Regions from separate parts of the Mus musculus genome. Here region 2 is linked to region 1. A link is a loop called in an ENCODE intact Hi-C map of the cell type or tissue named here. Cell type or tissue: left cerebral cortex. All regions are shown on one strand. Links, peaks and the distances in the headings refer to the core of each region. The heading gives the core; the rest is flanking DNA.

Region 1 (7,675 bases), core at 2,493-4,992:
TGGGTTGGCATTTGTGTTCTCTTAGTATAACATCTGTCCAGGCTCTTCTGGCTTTCATAGTCTCTAGTGAACAATCTGGTCTAATTCTGATAGGCTTGCCATTATATGTTACTTGACCTTTTTCCCTACTCCTTTTAATATTCTATCTTTATTTAATGCATTTGTTGTTCTGATTATTATGTGTCGGGAGGAATTTCTTTTCTGGTCCAGTCTATTTGGAGTTCTGTAGGCTTCTTGTATGTTCATGGGCATCTCTTTATTTAGGTTTGGGAAATTTTCTTCTATAATTTTGTTGAAGATATTTGTTGTCCTTTGAGTTGAAAATCTTCATTCTCATCTACTCCTATTAACCGTAGGTTTGATCTTTTCATTGTGTCCTGTATTTCCTGGATGTTTTGAGTTAGGATCTTTTTGCATTTTCCATTTTCTTTAATTGTTGTGCTGATGTCCATGGAATCTTCTGCACCTGAGATTCTCTCTTCCATCTCTGGTATTCTGTTGTTGATGCTCGCATCTATGGTTCCAGATTTCTTTCCTAGGGTTTCTGTCTCCAGTGTTGCCTCATTTTGGGTTTTCTTATTGTGTCTACTTCCCTTTTTAGGTCTTGGATGGTTTTATTCAATTCCATCACCTGTTTGCTCATGTTTTCCTGCAATTCTTTAAGGATTTTTGTGCTTCCTCTTTAAGGTCTTCTACCTGTTTAGCAGTGTTCTCCTGTATTTCTTTGAGTGAGTTATTAAAGTCCTTCTTGATGTACTCTACCATCATCATGAGATATGCTCTTCAATCCAGGTCTAGCTTTTCGGGTGTGTTGGGGTGCCCTGGACTGGGCAAGGTGGGAGTGCTGGGTTCTAATGATGGTGAGTGGTGGTCTTGGTTTCTGTTAGTAAGGTTCTTATGTTTACCTTTCACCATCTGGTAATCTCTGGAGTTCGTTGATTTAGTTGTCTCTGGTTAGAGCTTATTCCTCAGGTGATTCTGTTAGCCTCTATCAGCAGACCTGGGAGACTATATCTTTCCTCTGAGTTTCAGTGGTCAGAGCACTCTCTGCAGGCACGCTCTCCTCTTACAGGGAAGGTGCACAGATATCTGGCATTCGGACCTCCCTCCTGGCCGAATATGAAGGCCCAAAACAGGACCTGTCCCAGAAGCTGTGTTGTTTTGGCCTTTCACAGAAGCTGTTAGCTTCTGTAGTCCACACTCTCATCTGTGCAGACTACTCTAGGCAGAATCCTGGAACCATCAATTCTTATTGATATAATTTTTGTCAGATTAGATAAATATAATCATTTCAATATATATTCAGAATAACATTAACATGATAATTTACAGTACTTTTATGTTGGAGTCTTACGTGAATTTCACAAAAACAGCATTTCATTTCAGAGGAGCCATGTTCCAAGTGGCTGATGGGCACTTCTAGCTTTTGGATACCCATTCCTTATAGTGAGGTGTGCATGTGACCATTGTGAAAGTCGCCAGTGATCAGTGTGTTCTTTCTTTCTACTCTTGTAGAAAGAAAGTCCTGAGCATTCAGAACAAGCAAGACTTTCAGCAATCCATAAATCACATTGTTGGGAAGCTCAAACATGGTGCTTAGCCACAGAATCACGGGTACTGAATTAGCAACACCTGATAGTGTGACAGTAAAGCCTCTCTACACGGAATTAAAGAGAAGTTTTGAACGCAGAAATAATGAACTAAAAGGAAAACTATATCAACTCCAGGTTACTAGGTGACAAAAGCCTAGGGACAGGTTCTGAGTGGTCAGAGAAATAAGTTTTCAGCACATCAAAAGGGAACAGGGAGAAAGAGGAAAGGGCAGAAGATAGCAAGGAAAGGGACTATATTTCCTTCATATATATTCCTATATGAAGGAAAAGAACAGATAACCCTACAGACATAAGAATGGGCAAGGAAAGAGAAAGCTACCAATTTTCAGTGATAAAGAGGAAAATAAGTTTAATAGTAAATATTCATGTATTTAGGTTAAACCCTGAGCTTGAAAAGGTGAGAAACAACCAGCTCAGACTTCCCTTTTAGAAATAATTGTATAGGGGTATTGTAATACACAAAGCCATTCCTATGTTTAATGTGTATAATTCATCATGACTACCTTTGTGTGGGCAGACTACAGACATTACCATTATCTAGTTTCTGAGTAATTTTTTTTCACCTTCAAAAGAAACTCCCCACTGCCCTTCCCCCTTTCCTTCTTTCAAGCCAGAGGCAACCTTAATCCATCCCCATCTCTAGGATTTCCCTCTTCTGGAGATTTTATACAAAAGTAGAAGACACTAAAAGTAATTTGAATGGATTCTTTAAAGTGAAAGTTTCTCAAGACTTATCTAGGACATAGTATGAATTACTATTCATTTACTTTTAATGCTGCAAAATATTCTATCTTATAAACATAAAGGATTTTATTATTTATTGGTAGATAAAAGCAGCTTCCCTAGAAATACTTTATCCATCTCACATACATGAAATTACAGGCACACACATAAAGTTCCTGTGGGGTTGTATGCTTATGGACTTTGGCTATATATCTTGGGATGAGTCTTCTGGACTCATGCAATCTCTATGTTTCCTACTTTGAAGAAATGCTGAGCTTTCTGTTCATTTGTTTTGTTTTGTTTTTTAAGTATGACTGCCCTGCCTCAATATACTGTGGTCCAAGAGATTGTTACAGCATGCTGACCGTTATTAGCAGTGGGCAATGGGCCCTGAAGTCCTTGTAGCTTCCCTATTTACCATTGAAATGGCAGTTGGCAATGCACTAGAACCATGATCTGTGGTTCAGTGCCCAAGTTCACTCCTGATCTTAGTGGGGAAAGGTAAGTGGTCAAACTCCATCTTGTCTCTTGCTAACTGGCTTGAGATTTTGGAACTACTTGAATGTTACATCTTATGCTAACCTCACTTTCAAGGCCTGAGAACAGCGACCATTAAACAAAGCAAAAAAAAAAAAAATTTTTTACAGACAAACCCTTCTTATATAAGCAGTTATGCCTAATTGTACTCAAGAGAACATATCTTGGTTTTAGAATGTTTTGATTCGAATTGGTTTACACTGGAACTAGGCCTACTCCCTACCATTGCAAGCATCACTTGAAAGTTCAGCTGCAGTTTCCAACACCTGAGTCATCTTCTGTAGCCATCCCTCTGTGCACTGCAGAAGTAAGTATTCTAGGCATCATAGTTTCCTTTACCTTGTGAGAAACATGGAAAAGGATTCCTTTAAAGTGTTGTTAAGGTACCAAATAAGGATGTATTAGATCATGGGAACATGCTGAGTTTTCATAGTCTTAGTCATAGCAAAGAGACATGCCCCAAATGTCTTCTTATGGGAAGTTGTTACCTAGTGCAATTTGACTTGAAGCCACGGAAGGAATTAGATGATTAATGCAAGAAAATGTGTGAGGCATAGGTTCCAACGTGTGATTCACCTTGCTGCAGAACCTCTGAAATAGTGGAGAAATTTGGTGTGAAATTAACCTGTTAGTATAAACATAGATCATCTTTCTCCACTATATAACATCTGAGTATAAAAAGGAACATTAATTTAATGCAGAAAATATCCCTTTAAGCACAGAACGTAGGTTGTGTAGACAACCAAATGTCCGTGGCTTCCTAGCCAATCTGTCAAGCTGAATTGACAAACCTCAGGTTCAGTGAGAAGCCCTGTCTAAAAAATTGGATAGAGAGACATTGAGAAGATGTCTAATGTTTTCACCTGGCCCCCTAAAGCTCAGAAGCTCATGGACACTCCTACATAGCTGCATGCACCCACACATAGCTTTGCACATTCATACTAACAAATGCGCACACGTGCAGTTATTCGTTGATTTGTATTAATATGGGATTACTGTGAAATCAAGAAAAAGTATTTTTCATACAGAACTTAAACTCTGTTCAAATCATATCTCAAATGTTTGAACGAGGTTTGAAATGACGTGTTAGATATTTAATTTGTAATAAATTGTGCTGTGATTTTAAGTTAAGGACTCATGGACGTTTATAGTCCAAGGTTTCCCCCTGGTGGCCACCTTGTCAACAACATACCAGGATAGAAGACGGAGAGGTGCTTTCTTGAAGCACTGCTTTAGCAACCCTATAGGTGGAACAACAATATGAACTAACCAGTACCCCCAGAGCTCCTGTCTCTAGCTGCATATGTAGGAGAAGATGGCCTAGTCGGCCATCATTGGGAAGAGAGGCCCCTTGGTCTTGCAAACTTTATATGCCCCAGTACAGGGGAACGCCAGGGCCAAGAAGTGGGAGTGGGTGGGTAGGGGAGCAGAGAGGGGGGAATATAGGGAAATAAAGGGAGGTTATAAGGAACTAAAGAAAATATCTAATAACAAAAGAAAAGAAAATGAAAACACAGAGGTTTCGTCCTATAGAACCTGAGTACTGGGATTTTTTTAAGAGAAAACACTACATTTCTTTGTTGGTTGTTGTTGTAAATATATTTATTCATATAATTAATTATATATCATATACTGTTTTGCTATGAAAATCTAAAGACCTTCCATTTTCATAAATTTTGAATTTAAAAATACTTTTATTTTTATGATCACACTTACTATACTTTTTTTTTTTTTCACTTAAGCAGAATTACTAATGCATGGCCTCATATCAAATCCTTAAACCGATGGTCAACAAGGTGTTCACCATTTCTTTTATGTTTTCAAAATGCATATGGCAACTGACATTCTATCTCAATCTAATCCATGATCTGTGGTTCTGAGTAACACGATGTCTTTTGTGCTTTAACTTAATAATATTAATGTGAGTCATGTTTACACTGTTTGCTGAGATATGTGTGCTGGTCAGACTAGGTACAACTCTCAGAGACTCATTTGTTTAAATGCTTGGCCCATAGGGAGTGCCACTATTAGGAGTATGGCCTATGGTTGCTGGAGGAAGTATGTTCACTGTGAGGGTAAGCTTCGAGGTTTCCTATGCTCAAGCTATGCCCAATGGGGCAGACAGTCCCCTGCTGCTGCCTGCAGATAAAGATGTAGAACTCTCAACTCCTTCTCCAGCCCCATGTCTGCCCGATGTTGCCATCCTTCTGACTGTGCTGATAATGGTCTAAACCTCTGAAACTTTAAGCCATCACCACTTAAATGTTTTTTTCTTTAAAAGAGTTGCCATAGTCATATTATCTCTTCACATCAATGGAACGTCTATGACACAACTTAAGTTCTGTACTTGTGTGACAAAATGAATTAACAAACATTATAATTATTTTAAAACAGAGCCTTGGTTATGATGTCATTTGGAAATGATAAAGGTTTTTAAAGGTCTGCTCCAAAGCACTTAATAAGCTATGAACTTCCTATGAACTTCCTTGTCACAGAACAAGCATTTGAAAGAAAGAATTTTGATGTTTGAACTTTTAGGAGCTTGACTAAAAACCCTGGTAAGATGATCAAAATGAAACACATTCATTTGCTCAAGGATATTACCACTTGCTCCCTTTGAAAATGACAGAATACTGCCACTAACATCAAGTAGTATAATCAGAGAAGAGTATAACAAAACTGTCTCTTCACTATTGTCTACATAGAAAAACTTCATATTCATACTCATTCTTTTTTAGTAAAATTGATATCCAATCATTCTCAGAAAAGGAAACAACATGTAAAACAATGTTTTCTCTTAACCACCGCAACAGTTTTGGATTTGGTGTCTGCAAACATGATGGATCCCCAGGTGGGCATTCCATGGTTGGTCCTTCTTCCAGTCTCTATTCCTTTTTTTTTTTTTTTTTTTTTTGTCCCTGTTCTTCTTTTGGATGGGAACATTTCCTGCTTAAAAAATTTGAGATGGAGCAGGCATGGTGGCACATGCCTTTAATCCTAGCACTCGGGAGGTAGAGGCAGGCAGATTTCAGAGTGAGAGGCCAGCCTGGTCTACAGAGTGAGTTCCAGGACAGCCAGGGCTGCACAGAGAAACCCTGTCTCAAAAACAAACAAACAAACAAACAAACAAACAAAAAATTTGAGATGGGTGGCCCCATCTGTGGACCAGGGGTCGTGCCAATTTACTGGAAATGGTTCCTTGGAAGGTCCTGCCAGCAACTGACCAAGGCAGATCTGGTTGCTTGTAGCCAACCATCAGGCTGAGCTCAGGTAACCTGGTGAGGGAGCTGGCAGAGGACTGGAAGAGTGGATGGGGGTTGCAAACCAATTGGAAGAACAGCATAGGCTGGCATGACCACCCAGTTCTCCCAGAGACTAGACTACCAATCAATAAGTGTACCTGGTGGGATCCATGGCTCCATATATACTTGTAGCAGAGGATGGCCTTGCCTGACAGCAATGAGAGCGGTTGCCATTGGTCCAGGTGAGGTTTGATCCCCCAGAGTAGGGTGATGCTGGAACAGTGGGGCAGAAGAGTATGGGTTGGTGGGGGAGCACTCTCATATAGGCAAAGGGGAGGGAGAAGGTCAAATGTGGGATGAGGGGTTGGTAGAGCGGTAACCAGAAACTGGAATATCATGAAATGGGAGGTTGGTGGAGGGGGTATCCAGGAAGTGGGATATCAGTTGATAGATAAATAAATGGAATGATTGTTAAAAAAAATTGTTTTCTGCCATAACAGAATTAAAACTCAGAAACAATTTGATGGATTTTAGGAAATAAATGAACATAAGTACTATGTTACCTTTATCCTTTTTTTTTTTTTTAACTTACAACTTAGGAAATAGTCCTGGGTTATTTTATGCCATGTGAACTAAAGCAGAAACATTAGTGAGGTTTCCCTAAATGTCCTTCACATACCTGCACCCATTCTGTCTGCTTTACCTCTATGCCTCCATTGATAAAACCTTTTCCAGGTCTCAAGTTCCTTCACTTTCTCTCTCTCTCTCTCTCTCTCTCTCTCTCTCTCTCTCTCTCTCTCTCTCTCTCTCTCTCTCTCTCTTGTAAACTCCTAAGTTCTGTCTTACTGAGGTCTATTTTCATCAATGTTTAAAAATATGCCAATTTCTAATATTTATAACAAAACTAAACTAAATCCCCCCTCTTGAGCATACATTCTTTTCAGTACTGTCTGCTCTACATATATCCTTTTTCCTACCACATACAAATCCTTATCCCTTAAATGGTTCCATGGCCAACTTTAAAGGGCTTCTAAGACCACCATATTATGTCAGTTCCCATGGTTTTCCTTAAGGTACCAATGACTTTTATGTATGTCTAAATCCAGTGGCCAATTTTCAGCTGTTCTCTCACATGACATACTAGCTGCACACAACACTAATAGACTATCTATTTTTTCTTTCTAAAATGCTCTTTTCACAACCTTGGTCCTTCCCTGGATTCTTGTGTGTGTGTGTGTGTGTGTGTGTGTGTGTGTGTGTGTGTGAGTGTGTGTGTGTGCATCTTTTGATTGAGAATTAATTGTCCACTTCTCTTTCTTATATATTTGTTCTACTTTTTCTTCTTGTCATGCTCAATGCATCACATATATCATCTCCATATTGCCACCTTCATATTGATATGTATGCTACCCTTGTTTTTAACACTGTTTAACAGATTATTGGTTTTGTGATTAAAAGATAGAGTATATTTATGTGCTCTCTAAGCCCTTGCAGAATGTTGTCACTGAAGACCTCTGAGGAAACATTCTTTCTGGTACCCTGTCCCCTCCATTCACGACA
Region 2 (7,675 bases), core at 2,819-5,318, 600 kb before region 1:
GCCTTACTCTTTATTTCTAAATCTGATCATAATGAAGCAACGTTGACTACTCCTGAGTGTCCTAAGTGAATGGCTCTTTGGTCACCATGCTGAGCTCTCTAAGGTACCATAAACTATAGTAATCTTATCTCCTGCCTCCATATTCAATCGATTGATTCTGAGTCCTTCTGTTTTTTCACAAGAATGATTTTTAGAATTATCGTATAATTACATCATTTTCTCTCTTCCCCTTTCTTTCTCCCATCTCCCTCTATGTTTTCCCTCCCACACTGCTCACTTTAAAATTCAGGGTCTTCCTTTCTTTAATTGTTGATATATATATATATATATATATATACATATATATATATATATATATATATACATACATGCACACACACACAAATATATGTGTGTATGTGTATATACATATATATAAGTGTAACACAAATGCTTATTTATATTCTAAGTGTAACACACATGCGTATGTATATGTGTGTGTGTTTCTTCATACACAATATAAACTGCTTAGTCTATATAATGGTACTTGTGTATATAGGGTTTCATGGCTGATCATTTGGTACTGAATCCAATTAATATATGCTTTTTCTTGAGTAAGGCTACTTTTTCCATTCTCAAACATTCCTTAATTGCTTGTAGTTCTGTATCTAGGCTTGCAGCTGTGTGAGCTTTCCCATTTTTTTCTTTTAAAGATTTATTTATTATATGTAAGTACACTGTAGCTGTCTTGAGATACCCCAGAAGAGGGCATCAGATCTCATTACAGATGGTTGTGAGCCACCATGTGGTTGCTGGGATTTGAACTCAAGACCTTTGGAAGAGCAGTCAGTGCTCTTAAATGCTGAGCCATCTCTCCAGCCTGGGCTTTCCCATTTTGATGTCTGTATATTTATTGTGTGAGCAAGAGGATGAAAATGTCCTTGTTCAGGTCGTGTTTAGGTGGCCATGTTGGTGAAACTTATGGTGTAGCTTCTGACCTTCCAAGGAGACACAATGTTACAGCAAATGCCATTTTCTTCTTGCTGTTGCAATCTTTCTGCACTCTCTTCTGCTCTGATCCCTAGCAGTAGTTGTAGTATAAATGTGTCAGTTTTCCTGGGGTCTACAACTATGCATTTTGATTGGCTTTGGTTTTCTGTAGTAGTCTTTGTCTTTAACAAAGGGAAGCTTTCTCATAGAGAGGTGACAGCTACACTTATCTGTGAGTATAAAGACACATCTTGAGAATGTAGTTAGAGAACATGCTGGAACAGTAAAGTGGTAGAGGCAGGTTTTCCTCCAAGAGCTATAACCTCAGGAGCCCTGGATAACTGGCTAAGTTTCCAGTACTAGGCACAGTTTCCATCTTGTTGAATGGGCCTGCAGTCCCATTAGACTGTTAGTTCCCACCAGGGACACATGCCTCTATTGCACTCTTTTTATTCATTTTTTTTTTAAGCCACAAAGTCTGGTTTGTGTTGTGCATAAATTTTTGGCCATGTAGCCTTCCACTGAACTCTGGTAGGCTTATCAGGGGTTATACTCTTAGAGAGAAATGGCTTCCTATCTTCTAGCAGCTAACAATTGCAAATACCTTCTTGGTAAAGGCTGGGGCTTGATGTCCATCTCTTCTTTCCATGTTGGGGTTTGGTCTAGCTTGAACTTGCACAGGTCTTGCACATGCCATCAAAACTGCGGTGAGTTCATATGCTGTGTTCAGAAAACACCAATTCCTCATAGTCACCCATCATCTCTAGTTACCTACACTATTTCCATCCCTCCTTCCACAGTTATCCTTGAGCCTTGAGAGAAGAGGATCGGGGACAGATGTTTCATTTAGTACTGAGAACTCCATAGTATTTTTGTTCTCTGAACTTAGGCACATTGTAGATTTCTGTGTTGATCATCGTATACTGCAAACAATGCTTCTCTGTTGTGGGTTGAGTGATAGATGATAAGTCACCGGGAGTCTCGTCACTGGTGATTTAGAAGAATGGTAGTAGGTTCTCCTGTGGCTTCTCTCATGTGGGTTGAATGATGGATAATAAGTCACTGGGAGTGCAATACAACACCCATTTAGAATAATGGGTAGGCTCTCCTATAGGGCCTGTGTCTGGTCTAGCCACAGACTCTTCATTGGGTAATGGTGCTATCTATGTATGGGTTTCATCTTGTGCAACAGGACTTAAATCCAATCAGAACGTGATTACTTCCATGATGTTTGGAGTTTTACTACAAAAGGGAGACTCAAAAATTATAAATAGATGCTGTGTTTATTGACTTAAATAAAATTATTTCACTTTTCTTTCTTTGATTTATATTTTGCTTCTTGGTTTCTTATTTTTAGTGATGGGAACAGAACCTTGAGAACTAAGATGAGTGAGTAATATGCCACCTAGATTCTAATGAGTGATTGATACACTATGACAAGTGTCACACCCCAGTCAATCATTGTTCCGAGTTATATAACCTTAAGCAGAGAAATCTTAGTTTGTGGTCAGACCGTCATCCTTGTCAATTTTGATATAGTAGATGTGACGGACAGTTCTGTTACTGTGCTATAAAATTTGGGAAGCAGGTATCTCACCTCACCTGCATCAGCTCATTTTATATTAAAGTGTAGGTGACAGGCACCTCCTCTGGCATAGGTGAAGAGGAATGTCAGTTACAGGCAGTTCCTCTGGCATAGGTCAGCAGGGATGTCAGTTACAGGCAGTTCCTCTGGCATAGGTCAACAGGGATGTCAGTTACAGGCAGTTCCTCTGGCATAGGTCAACAGGGATGTCAGTTACAATTACTTCTCTAGCATAGCTCACCATGAATGTTAGCCAGATGCACCTTCTCTGGCATAGGTGAGCACAATTTCCAGAATTAGAATTTTAAGACTTATCTCAGGTTTTATTTCTCCATTGACAAACCTGAAGGGTTAGGAAGCTTTTCAAATTTTTCTCACGGTCAAAACAGTGACACTTGTCCTCTACACAGCCATAGTTGCTCCCTGACCTTGAAATTAACTAAACAAAAAGGAGATGAAATAGTTTGAAAACTTGTTTAGATGAGTATGAATGCCTGGGTTGCTGTTGCTGGACAAGGAAATGGGATAGACAGATGATGAATCACATGACTCAAAAACACATGTAAGGAGATTTCACTCCATGCTACTGGAGAATGGAAGTGAACAGAGTCCATACAGGTACAAAAAAAATTATACAGTTAATGTGAAGAATGTACTTAGCTAATTCAGACAGATGCAGATATCCACGGCCAAACAGTGGATGGAGCTTGGGGACTCTTGTGGAAGAAACAGAAGCAGGATTTAAGCCTCTAAGGGGGTAGGAATTCCACAGGAAGACCAACAGAGTCAACTTACCTGGATCCTTGAGGCTCTCAGAGACTGAACCACCAACCAAAGAAATTGCAAGAGGTAGACGTAGGCCTCCTGCACATATGTAGCATGTGGGTCCTAATTAACTGTCCCAAAAGCTGTTGTCTGTACGAGGGTTATGTTCTTCTAGTTGTGCTGCCTTGTCTGGCCTCAGTAGGAGAGGATATGTCTAGCCTCATGGAGACTTAGTATGGGGGCATACCTAGGGAGACCCCCACCTCCTCAGTGGAGAAGGAGATGGGGGTGTGGATTATGGGAGCAGGTGACCACGAGGGGAACAGTGAGTGGCTTGTAAAGTGAATAAATAACAACAACAACAGCATCAGCAACAACAACAACATCAACAACCACATGAAATACTCTCTCAAGCATGCACATACATACAGAGACCAGATTTCCAGTTCTCAATTTCGCTGTTATGTAATAACAAGACCACCCAAAAGGTGGCACTAAAAAACAGTTATTATGTGACTCTTAGGAAAGTTTAGTGAGGGAGAAAAGCATTCGGATCAGTTGCTGGCCTTTTTTACTTCCTAATTTCAAAAACTTTAATTTGTCTTCTCAGCAAACTTTTAAACATTAAACAGCAGCTGTCCTAGACCCTAGCTTCTATTTCAACTCAACACAAAGCCTTGGAAATTAATTTGTGTATAGTTAGTGTGACAACTTCTAGCTTACATGACTAGTACATGTACATAATTTAAAAGATTCATCAGAAACCTCACCCATTACCAAATAGTACTAACAAAATTTTTATCTTGGATTTTGATAAAACAGATACTATTATCTGAATGCAAACGCATACCACTTTATGTCTCAGGATTATAGGAAATGCTAATAAAAATGTCTCATTGGACACATACATATTTATACTATGTTAGATCAATTTTATGTATTAACTGTATATATGTATATGTATGAAATTATAACTTCTGTGTAATTAAACTTGCCATCGTATAGGTACATTAAGAATGTGTCATGGCTGGTTGATATCCTTGGGAGGTCTCCCCTTTTCTGAAGAAAAAAGGGAGGGTGAGTAGATGGGGGAGGAGAGATAGAGGGTGACTTAATCAGGGTTTCTATTCTTGCACAAACATCACGACCAAGAAGCAAGTTGGGGAGGAAAGGGTTTATTCGGCTTACACTTCCATACTGCTGTTCATCACCAAGGGAAGTCAGGACTGGAACTCAAACAGGTCAGGAAGCAGGAGCTGATGCAGAGGCCATGGTGGGATGTTACTTACTGGCTTGCTTTCTTATAGAAGCCAAGATGACCAGCCCAGGGACGTCACCACCCACAATGGGCCCTCCCACCCTTGATCACTAATTGAGAAAATGCCTTACAGCTGGATCTCATGGAGGCATTTCCTCAAGGGAGGCTCCTTTCTTTGTGATAACTCCAGCTTGTGTCAAGTTGATACACAAAACCAGCCAGAACAGGGGGGAAAGTACTGGGAGGAGAGGAAGGAGGGGAAGCTGTGGTCAGGATATAAATAAAGTAAGTAAGTATAGAAAGAATATGTGCATTACACATGCATATACATGATTACACATGCGACTTCTTTCTTTCTTTCCCTCTTCACTTGGTTCTACTTTTTTCATTCAAATGGGAGGAGTCAATAAGCAAATACACAAAAATGTATATATTTCAGAATGTGATTAGTAGCTACAAATAACTTAAATACAAAAAAAAATAGAGACATAAACATTATCCTAGTTTTAAGGAAACCAGCAAACACACTCAGCAAATGAATTTTAGAAGCTATATAGTTTTGCTATGCTATCCCCAGTGACCATGGCATGGGAAGAAAGAAAGAAAAATGGGAACCATTCATGGAACATTCATATTTCTTATGAGAAGTGACATTACATAATCTTCCCCATCGCAGGTGGGTCACATAATGCATAGCAAGAGACAGAGTTCTTCCTGAATTTCTTAGCATCACTACATCACTATAAAGACACACACACACACACACACACACACACACACACACACACTCACTCACTCACTGCCCATAGCTAAAAATCACATAAGGAAATAAAAATTATGGTCCATGGTTCAACTTACATTTCTCCTTTCAGAACATTGGGAAGTCTCATTAGAAGCTTCTTTTCAATGAGTTACCATTTACTGATGACATACACGAACTAATAAAGATGTCCTAGATCAAATCTGATGTAACAAAGTAAAATTATTGCTAGCATCCAGAAAGCAATGAAAAGTGGGTAATTGTCATGGTCCGGTTTTCTTAGTTTCTTCAAGCAACTATAATAAACATACCATTAATGGATTATTTTATATATAAGAGAAATCTATTTCTGTAAGACAGAAAGTTGAAAATTAAGATGAAGATGTATTTCATGCCTAGTAAGGACTTGATGTCTTTTGACAAACATCCTGGAAGATGGACTTCTCCTGTACTTCATGTTCTATTGTGGGAGTATACACAAGACTGTTTCAGAGTGTGCTAGTAGGTCGTTGTTAGAGAGACTACTTAGAGGGGATAAAGGAAAGGAAAAAGATGTTGTAACTATATTGTAACTTCACAAAAGCAGCATTTGTAAGCAGGAGGAGGCTTGCTTTTCTTCCCTGTCATTTCTTCTCTGTGTGGAAGACTCCTTTGATGCCAGACTCTCAGCTGCCCTCACTACTGCACTTAGTCATACACAGCTGAAGTCACTGGGAAGGTTCATGTCATAGATAAGTTTGCAAAGACCATCTGGGCAAGAGGACCCGACATCATCTGCCTCTGCTAACCGCTGAAGATAAGTTCAGAAAGGATGATATCAAATGTCTGTCTTCTCCCACACATGATTGTTGCTGTTTTTTGTTACAAGTGTTAATGAGACCACGTTTCCATGCTGTGACATACCCTCCCTTTGACTCTATCCTAGTTGCAAAAGCCTGGCCGTTCTGTGGTTGCTTGCTCAGCATTTCTATCATTTCTAGCAGTCATGGATGCCGAGATTGTCAGCAAATGCAGTATATCATTTCAGACATCCTTGGTCTGCTTTACTTCACCCCTTTCCTTAAATTATTTCTGTTGGACTAGCTCAGGAATTGTCATATTAAGTGTTATAGCACAAAAAAAATTCCACAGCCGTAAGAGCATCTGTAGCTTTGTAGTGTTTCTAGTGGAGATCAGAGGTTGAGTCAATAGAAAGTTTATAGGAACCTGAGACTTGTTTGCTCATCAGCATTAATTCTTTACGCAACTCAAGGTCAATGGTCCTAGAGAATCTTGAAACTCTATAATGTCTAATCAATACGGATATTTCTGGTGTGTTTGTAATTAGAATGTTTTAACATATATTCAGTGTGTGTGTATGTGTAGGTGTGTGTACATTTGCATGCTTTTTATTCGTGTATGGGTGGTTTCATGTGATGTACCACATTTGCCAACAATCTCTACATTCAAGATTAATAGAGATAGTAGGTCACAGGTCAATCTCAGGTTCTATTCACCTTTCTTTTTCTTTTTCTCTTATTTCCTTCCTTCCTCCCTCCCTCCCTCCCTCACCCCCTCTCTTTCTTTCTTTCTTTCTTTCTTTCTTTCTTTCTTTCTTTCTTTCTTTCTTTCTTTCTTTCTTCCTTCCTTCCTTCCTTCCTTCCTTCCTTCCTTCCTTCCTTCCTTCCTTTTTTGAGACAAGCTCTTTCACTAGCCATAAGCTTGCCAATTAGGTGAGGCGGGCCAGTCAGTGAGTCCCAGAAATCTACCTGTTTCCTCCTCTACACTATCCCACAGCAGGGATCATAAGCATTCACCATCACTTCTATCTTTCTTGTTGACATTTTGTATTTATTGGATTTCATTTTTTCCTCATATATTTTGATCATATGCTTTCCTGCTTTCTTTTTGCCCAGCTCTCCCCGAATATTCCCCATCTTCCTTTTACCCAACTTCATATTCTCTACCCCTCGAAAAGAAACAAATAAAGGAAATAAGAAGAAAAATGCTGAACCAACCAAAAAATCACAAAAACCCATAGATCCATTTTATGTGAACCAGCTACTCCTGATCTTGGGGCTTCCCCTGGAGTGTGGCTGCCCTGGAATGACTCAGTGCAACTCTATTGAAGAATACTGATTTTCCCTTTCAGAGCCTGCATCAGTTGCAAATAGCTTCTTAGTTAGGGTTGAGATAGATCACCCCTAGGTTCTGTGATCTATCTAGTTTCAGGTTCTTGGCCATTTTGGCAGTGTCCGGTATAAGTTGCATCTCATGAAGTGGGCCTTAAGTCCACTAACAAAGTGTTGGTCACTCACATAACATTTGTGCCACTATTACACCAGTATATCCTACAGAC

Evidence for each region. Peaks named below come from ENCODE experiments on the same cell type or tissue, not always from the same donor. Only the 100,000 strongest peaks of a DNase experiment are listed, where the experiment ranks them.
Region 2: it touches region 1 in a loop (14-fold over the local background); 6 of 42 quality-filtered maps call a loop at or near these places.

Annotation. Positions count from the first base shown.
Region 1 is chr16:86,415,612-86,423,286 of GRCm38, forward strand. No RefSeq gene overlaps it. Among named protein-coding and RNA genes, the nearest start is that of Gm32357, 180 kb to the left of the region's middle. In left cerebral cortex, for the core only: a CTCF peak has its summit at 4,038 (motif pointing left); a DNase peak (open chromatin) is centred at 4,040.
Region 2 is chr16:85,816,477-85,824,151 of GRCm38, forward strand. It overlaps 4930556C24Rik (RIKEN cDNA 4930556C24 gene), which reads left to right and starts at 2,735. Exons shown (of 4, transcript NR_040506.1): 1 at 2,735-2,831. In left cerebral cortex, for the core only: a CTCF peak has its summit at 3,803 (motif pointing right); no DNase peak of the experiment used is centred there.